Regions from separate parts of the Homo sapiens genome. Here region 1 is linked to region 2. A link is an interaction called in ENCODE POLR2A ChIA-PET data of the cell type or tissue named here. Cell type or tissue: B cell. All regions are shown on one strand. Each heading gives the region's core, and the rest is flanking DNA. Links, peaks and the distances in the headings are about the cores only.

The links. ChIA-PET counts read pairs that join two places held together with the same protein. Peaks named below come from ENCODE experiments on the same cell type or tissue, not always from the same donor. Only the 100,000 strongest peaks of a DNase experiment are listed, where the experiment ranks them.
Region 1: POLR2A ChIA-PET joins it to region 2 with 13 read pairs; 3 of 35 experiments call an interaction of 5 or more read pairs at or near these places.

What each region holds. Positions count from the first base shown.
Region 1 is chr10:74,155,823-74,159,826 of GRCh38, reverse strand. All of the region lies in intron 1 of ADK (adenosine kinase), which reads right to left. Among named protein-coding and RNA genes, the nearest start is that of ADK, 6.6 kb to the right of the region's middle. In B cell, for the core only: no CTCF peak of the experiment used is centred there; a DNase peak (open chromatin) is centred at 2,756; H3K27ac peaks cover 1,614 bases.
Region 2 is chr10:73,977,041-73,981,692 of GRCh38, reverse strand. No RefSeq gene overlaps it. Among named protein-coding and RNA genes, the nearest start is that of VCL, 19 kb to the left of the region's middle. In B cell, for the core only: no CTCF peak of the experiment used is centred there; a DNase peak (open chromatin) is centred at 2,732.

The DNA of each region.
Region 1 (4,004 bases), core at 1,312-3,811, 180 kb before region 2:
GAGGTCAGGCATTTGAGACCAGCCTGGCCAACATTGTGAAACCCTGTCTCTACTAAAAATACAAAAAGTAGCTGGGCATGGTGGTGCATGCCTGTAATCCCAGCTGCTCGGGAGGCTGAGGCAGGAGAGTTGCTTGAACCCAGGAGGCGGAGGTTGCAGTGAGCTGAGATCGTGCCACCGCACTCCAGCCTGGGTGACAGATCAAGACTCCATCTCAAAAAAAAAAAAATTAGATGGACTTTCCAGTTAGGTTGAGTCAACTGAGTCTTTCAGAGATTTCAAAATGGTTCTAAGTATGAACCAAAGTCTAGCCTAAGCATGTAGAAGGCAAGTAGCCAAGTGACCACTTCAATATAATTTCTGATAATCCCTAATTCAGTGAGTGACCAATGATCACACAGGCTACCTTCACATCTGCAATCCTGTTTGCAGGTAACATAGTAAAATAGCAGGACTCACTACTAACCAAATGTGGCTTGCTGACAAAATGGTTAAGACCATGTTAATACAGTAACCAAACTGTTGTGCCTACAGAAGGCAAGAATTTCTTACATAATTGCTATACATATATATCTTCTAAATTGTAAAGAAAATACTAAAGTCAGCATGCATGCAATGAAAGTAAAAATGCAAATAGAAACTCAGATGTTCTTATATCAAAGGCTAATCACATTGCTTCTAGATCTGAAGTGTATGAACCAAATTTTTAAAGAAATGGTACGAAGCCAAAAGTACAAACAACATCAGAAATAATACACATAAATGAGAGCAAAAACTCTAAATCTGCTTTGATAAATCATCAGAATGTATCTTCTTCAAGCAGTATGTGAAACTTCAGTTTGGGAGACCATTTTGTAAAACAGCCTTCCAAATCTTCAAGTCCAAAAGTTGAAGAGAAGTCTGTCTTTTCAGTTACTACTGGAGAGGAAGAAAAGCCTAATAACTCAGTGACATCAACTGTACTGGTATTACAGTAGAGCTAGCCAAAAAGTATCTTTGAAATGAGCATCTACTTAGTATCATAGAAGTGCAGAACAGTGACTAGAGAAAAAAATCTAGGAACTAACTCTGATGAGAAATTATTGTTCCTGCACAGTAGCCAACTTTTAAAAGTAAACTATAAATAAGTAATAAAAGTCCACAAACCCTTTCTTAAATCCTTGGGGCAGGGTATGTTTTGGAATTCAGAATTTTATGGATTTTAGGAAGGTAACACTGCACTATATATTTTGTAGAACACCCAGGAGGAATTCATGTGGCATGTCATTAACAGCCTAATATTTCCATAGCAAAGCATATACATTTGTGTCAGACAAATAAATACTACTGACACCTTTACATCAGTTCAAATTTTGCTGCCAAATTAATTCATCTCAAACTTTTTAAAAAACTTCCAGCTTCCAGAGCTTTGGGATTTCAGAAATATAGCTTAAAAGATTATAGCCTACAATAAAGTCATAATAATTATGTTACCAAGTTTCAGAGGTATTTGGTATCCCAGAGGTCCATTCTGTAAAGATAATATTTAGCCACACAGCACTTGGCCACTTATATATTCAGTGTACTTCAAGTCTCTCCAACTTAAAAGCAAGATTCCTAATATGTTCAGTGTAGAAACATTGGAAAATACAAGTTTTTTTTTAAACCTCATAATTCTTCCACCTAAAGATGCCCACTATTAAATTTGGAGTGTCTAAATTTTCAGTCTTTCTATAATAGATACATTAATATAATTAGCAAGAAAATCTCTGAAGTTTTAGTTTATATTTTTGTTTCCATCTTACTAGATACATATAATGCCCTTTCAAGCTGAGAACTGGTCTTTCTTAAATTTTGGTAAATTCTCAGCCATCAGCTCTTCCAACCTGGCTTCTCCACCATTCACATTATTTCCTCTTTTTGGAACTCCCAGTTAGATGTAAGTTGGTGCCTCTCAATTTATGGAGTTGCGCTGTTGCCCAGGCTGGAGTGCAATGGCACGATCTCGGCTCACCCCAACCTCCACTTCCCGGGTTCAAGAGATTCTCCTGCCTCAGCCTCCTGAGTAGCTGGGATTATAGGCATGGACCACCACATCCAGCTAATTTTGTATTTTTTTTTTTTTTTTTTTAGTAAAGATGGAGTTTCTCCATGTTGGTCAGGCTGGTCTCAAATTCCCAACCTCAGGTGATCTGCCCGCCTTGGCCTCCCAAAGTACTGGAATTACCGGCATGAGCCATCACGCCCAGCTCATATTTGTTAATTCCTATTTATTTCTCTGTGATACATCTGGGTACTTTCTTCCAATTCATTAATTTTCCCTTCAAATTTGTCTGGTCTAGAGTTCAACTGACCTATTTTTTTTTTAATTTCAATAATTCCATTTTTTCTTTAATATAGCCATCTATTTCATATCTACCTATTTTTGATTCATGTTTTTTTATGACCATTATTTCTTTTATCTTTTTTAAGGATCTTTAAAATACTTACAATTGTTTTGAAATTACCCATATTTCCATCAGATTTTTTGTGAATTTATCTCTTGGTAACTGTGTTAATTTTCTAAGTAATGGTCTTCCTCGTGTGTTTATAGGCTCAGACATTCCCTCTTTTCCCAGGGGTTCTGTGATAGGCCACCCCTCTTCCAGAGTCCACGACCTCCAAGCTTGGTGCTCTTGTACTAGCTGATAGTGGGGAAACCACAGTTCCTGACTCTGAGCCATCTGGCAGCTCAGCCACTTCTGCATCTTCACTCCAGGTCCACAGCTTTTTAAAGCAACAGCCAAGAGCAGATGTTTTCAGCCCTCTTTCATCCAGTCTCAGCCCAGCTTCAGTTTCATACAGAGCATCTGACCCTAGGTCCCCTACATGTTATTTCTACTAGCTCCTGAACCCAGAGTCTAACTGCATGTTTCTTTTCTGTTCTTGGTCCCTGGAGATGTTTATCTTGTTCTTGAGTATATCTATATCTTTTCCTTTCCTTTTTAAATTTTTAATTGCTGCGTTTCCCTCTCAACATCCTTATGAGGTTCGTACTATTACTATACCCATTTTACAGGTGAGAAAAGAGGTATGGGGCAAGTAGCCAATCTTCCCGAGATCACTAGCTAATAAGGATCAAGGGTCAAACCAGATAGCTGATGCCAGAGACCATGCTCTTAACCACTGCTCTACTGGGATCCATTCTGACCAGAATGCTCTTTAAAATTTTGATACTTTTTTTCCCCCACCTAACTGTAAACACTTTGGACACAGGAAAGATATTTTGTTTTCTTTTTTTGAGACAGAGTCTTGCTGTTACCCAGGCTGGAATGTAGTAGTGCCAGTGCCTCAGCTTCCAGAGTGGTTGGGACAACAGGAACCTGCTGCCATGCCTGGCTAAGTTTATTTTTGTAGAGCTAGGGTCTCACTATGTTGCCCAGGCCAGTCTAGAACTCCTGGCCTCAAGCAATCCTCCCACCTTGGCCTCCCAAAGTGCTGGGATTACAGGCATGAGCCACACCATGTGGCCAGGATTTTAATTGATGGAAGTAAAGCAAAGACATATTCCAGGTAAAAAAAAGCAGCACATCAGCCTCATGTTTTATTTGAGGCTGAATATTCAGTCTAGGCCTGTACCCAAAATAAGAAACATAGTCTTCAATGCCCCTTGTTTTCCTAAGGCCCTTCCCACTTTCCCTGAGTTTCAAGCACTTCCATGCTTGTCCCTGGATACCCAGAACCATCCATGCAAGCTTTCCTCTGGCTCTCTCTACCACCCTCACGCTGCACTAGTATATATTGCCCAGGAAAGGATCTTATTAAGGCATTCATACTAAGTGCATTAGGGGACTTTTGTTTTCCATTCCTTCATAGCCCAAAGCCTTAATCTTAAAGGATTAAATTTGCGAATATAAGTAAAAGGCATGCAATATCATCCAAAAATAACCAAACTCTTTCAATAGTAGATTATCATGATGAAAAAAGAAAATAGTAGCAAAGCTCAATTTTAGGCTGCATTATTAAAAGTATAGGGTCGCCGGGCA
Region 2 (4,652 bases), core at 1,294-3,793:
TAGAAACCAATAAATTCCCTTTGGCTTTAATTAGGTTAAGTTAGGATTCCCCCATCTGCAGTCTAAAGAGCTCTGGTTAATGCATGTTGCTATTTCCCAGTCTTAGCTATGTCCCTCGCCTGAGTATCTAGAACTGGACATGGTGGCAGGTAGCTGTAGTCCCAGCTACTTGGGAGGCTGAGGTGGGAGGATTGCTTGAGCCTAGGAGTTTGAAACTGGCCTGGGCAATATAGTGAGACCCTATCTCTAAAAATAAATAAATAATGAATAAAAATTAGGAGGAGGAGGAAAAGGAAAAAAATTTTAAATTAAATTAAATTTTTAAAAAGAAGAAGAAAAAGAAAACCCAGAGTATACTAGACGGTTTGTACCAGCTTAGGAAGAAGAGAAAGGCATTAAAATCACCCAAGAAAGAGGGCTATTGCTTCCTTTTACCCATCACCAAAACACACCCCCTCTGGCATCAGGTACACATCTAGTATTTGTATTTGGGAACTCATTTTGAGGATAACACAGCACTGTAATTTGGGATATTATGATAAATATGTTACAAAATGTTCTAATTTTCTAAATAACAGTGGACTTTTGATGTGTATCCAAATCTTCACTTCTTAGTAGAGAGGAACTGCTTGTAACTTCTAAATAACAGTTTTTATTCTGCTTTTAAAATCTCAAGGTCCAGTGTCTATCAAAAATAATCCATTGCACATACATGTTCTCATTTAATCCTGAAAACAATTATGTCTTTCATTAATCTCCATTTTCCAAAAGGAAACTGTATTTCAGAGAAATTAGGAAATTTGCCCAAGGTTGCTGCCCTAAGTGTTAGACACAGAAATTAAAACCAGCTCAAAGGAGTTTTTGTTTTCCTTTCAGTATGTGATCTATACAAAATTTGCTTTTTAAAAAAAGGTTTTATTTTTATTTTATTACATCTTCTAAATATATTTATAATTAGAGTGCTTTAGAGCCCCATGATCTAATAATTTTTAATGGGAGTTAATGACAGACCATAATCCACCTAGCAATATTCCTAAAATGTGATTTATTCTTCCAAGCAAGGGGGACCTTTGCATTACACTATGTGTGCTCAGGAATGATTGCTCCAAAAATTAGAGTGGATTTATAAATAAAGTGACCCTGGAGCATGGTATTTTATGGAATGACAGAGAATCTTGGAAAGTGGGCGAGAAATAATTAGTGTTGACTGTAGTCTTGTTGTGAAGCAAGTATTTTACCTGGGCAACCAAAATGCCTGGCTTTAGCCTAGTACCGCAAATTTCAGTCATATTTCCATTAATATTAAAACAATGACTCACTACTCATTCCTCTAATTGCCAGAAGTCACCTCTCAGTGTGACCTGCTGGGAGAAGCTATCTATTGAGGTGTCAGGAATAGATCTGTAAGACTCTACCACTCTGGCCTCCTCTCCCTGTGGACTCTCTCATGAGGATGAGATGACCACTGCAGGAGACCCCACTGTTTCCCACTGGTTCTCTCCATGGTTACCCACACTCTAGTGTCAGGAAATGGGGTGTTTCTCTCCCCATAGCTACTCTATCCCACATGTGGCCGTCTTAGAAATCAGATGACTTTAAACAAAAAGCCATGTACTGCACAGAGAGAAGAGTATCTTGCACCATTCAAGGAGTTGCAGCCCAGCCTCATAAGAGTCAGAACAAAAAGAATAAGGAAGTGGTCAAGTGCTAAGGAAAATATCTTCTATTTCGGCATCTTCTGCTGGGGCCTCTTGCTCTCATGGGCACTTGCTTCATTCCCTGTCTCTAGAGTCCAGCTGTCTTTATTTTTTCATCCACAGCATGAAAAATGACTATCTCGGTCTGTCTTGGTTCCCTCCCCATTTTCTCTCACAGGCATATTCCCTAATACATTCCTTGCACATTTAATGCCATCTTGATTCTGTCTTTTAAGAGGACTCAGACTAACACATCCAGCATCAATACATTCTGGATTATTTAGTTTAAAAAAAAAAATACCACGCGAAGGGAATAGCCCAGAGCAGTCACTGAGTACAGCCTCCCTCCACCATGAAGTAAAATTCATGCCTGTGGCCCCTCCTACAGTCCTCAGGGTTCCTTCATAAACAATAGGGGAAAAAAACTCTCCAAGAAGAAGCAACAATGTAGGGGCATAACACAGCCTAAATTCATAGAGGAACGAACAGATTCCCCTTCAAAGTTGTGAAAAGATTACCCAATTTATATGATCAAACACGTAATTTCTTGACCTAAAACAACTGTATTTCAGTTATTTTACTGTATTCAATTTTCTCTCAAGAACAATGGGTGGACACTTCATGTATATTTGCATAATTTAAACACAAAGTGGTGGCTCTCCCAGAACAGAGAACAGTAGACTTTTGAGTGTATCCAAATCTTCACTTAGCAGGGAGGAACAGCTTGTAACTTCTAAGTAACAGTTTTTATTCTGCTTTTAAAATCTGAAGGTCCAGTGTCTATCAAAAACAATCCATTGCACATACATGGTCTCATTTAATCCTAAAAACAATTATGTCTTTCATTAATCTCCATTTTCCAAAAGGAAACTGTATTTCAGAGAAATTAGGAAATTTGCCCAAGGTTGATACCCGAAGTGTTAGACATAGAAATTAAAACCAGCTCTTTCCAACTCGTAATCACATCTTTCCGCTGCTTTCAGAGATGCTGCTAGAAATCTAGTTTGCTAAGCTTTTAGTAAATGATAATATACGGAGCATTTAAACAAACTTGCTTCTACTTCCTTTTTTTTTTTTTTTTTTTTTTTTTTTTGAGACAGTCTGGCTCTATCACCCAGGCTGGCGTGCAGTGGCGCGATCTCCGCTCACTGCAAGCTCCGCCTCCCGGGTTCACGCCATTCTCCTGCCTCAGCCTCCTGAGTTGCTGGGACTACAGGCGCCCGCCACCACGCCCGGCTAATTTTTTGTATTTTTAGTAGAGACGGGGTTTCACCATGTTAGCCAGGATGGTCTCGAACTCCTGATCTCATGATCTGCCCGCCTCGGCCTCCCAAAGTGCTGGGATTACAGGCGTGAGCCACAGCGCCCGGCCTATTTTTTTTTTTTTTTTTTTTTTTTTTTAAGACGAAGTCTTGCTCTGTTGCCCAGGCTGGAGTGCAGTGGCACCATCTCGGCTCACTGCAAGCTCTGCCTCCCGGGTTCAAGCCATTCTCCTGCCTCAGCCTCCCGAATAGCTGGGACTACAGGTGCCCGCCACCAGGCCCGGCTAATTTTTTTGTATTTTTAGTAAAGACTGGGTTTCACCCTGTTAGCCAGGATGGTCTCAATCTCCTGACCTCATGATCCACTCGCCTCGGCCTCCCAAAGTGCTGGGATCACAGGCGTGAGCCACCGCACCCGGCCTACTATTACTTAAGAATGAATGGGCCGGGTGAGGTGGCTCACGCCTATAATCCCAGCACTTTCGGAGGCCGAGGCAGGTGGATCACAAGGTCAGGAGTTCAAGACCAGCCTGGCCAACATGGGGAAACCCCGTCTCTAATAAAAATACAAAAATTAGCCGGGCGTGGTGGCGGGTGCCTGTAATCCCACCCACTCAGGAGGCTGAGGCAGGAAAATCGCTTAAACCAGAGGCAGAGGTTGCAGTGAGCCAAGATCATGCCACTGCACTCCAGCCTGGGTGACAGAGCAAGACTCCGTCTCAAAAAAAAAAAAAAAAAGGTCTGCAAACAACTTGGTCAAAATAGTTGAATAAACAGAAATGTTTGCCAACATATACTGCTTAAGTTTCTGACACATTGAAGGGGGAAAAAGCCTTTTTTTCCCTCTTCCCCTTCACTGGTGCCGAGCTTTCCCTTGGTGCCCAGTGAGGGATGGAGGTCAGCATGTCCAGGATGAAGCAAATAAATGAATACACATTTCTCACTGTCAAAGAAAGGAGGTACAAATATGGAAACTGGGAAGCCTAGAAAATACCCTCTAGTGTTGCATAGGGATTAGAGGTATCAGTATCAGAGTCTGATTAGATAAGACAACAAATATAGGTGTGTGTGTGTGTGTGTGTGTGTGTGTGTGTGTGTGTGTGTGTGCATGCGCGCGCGCACATGCTAGTTCTGTCCACTGAGATGGCCTAGAAGCAATGAGACATTCTGATAACAACAAACATATTAAGATCTTGGTTTCTAAATACCATTATCTGCTAAAAGGAACCAGGGCTCCTTAAAGAAATGGCTGACTCCAGGGCTGAAGAAGGGAGAATACAAGGATGGGCTTGGAACATTTTATGACATCAGAAAGTAAAGAAATGCTCAAGGAATGACGGGCACACGTCTGTGAGACAGTAACCAGCTTAAAGGGACTCCCACTGGCCAAGCCTGGGACAATTTCAATATCAAGATAAATAATGATAATAACAGATTGTAACTCTGTGAATAAAAAAGGATTCTTGAGTCCATACTGATATCAATAATTAATAGGAGAGAAAGGAAACTCTATCCCACCTAATAAATCTAGAAGGAATAAGACAGAAAATTCCCATTTGGTAATCATCAGAGTAATAATATTCAGGTTAGAATCATTAATCAATGCTAAAACTGGTGAATGTTTGATGAGAAACAAGATTTACACGATTGCATTCAAAGATTCTTGCCACAAAATAATTACTAATTACTTTAA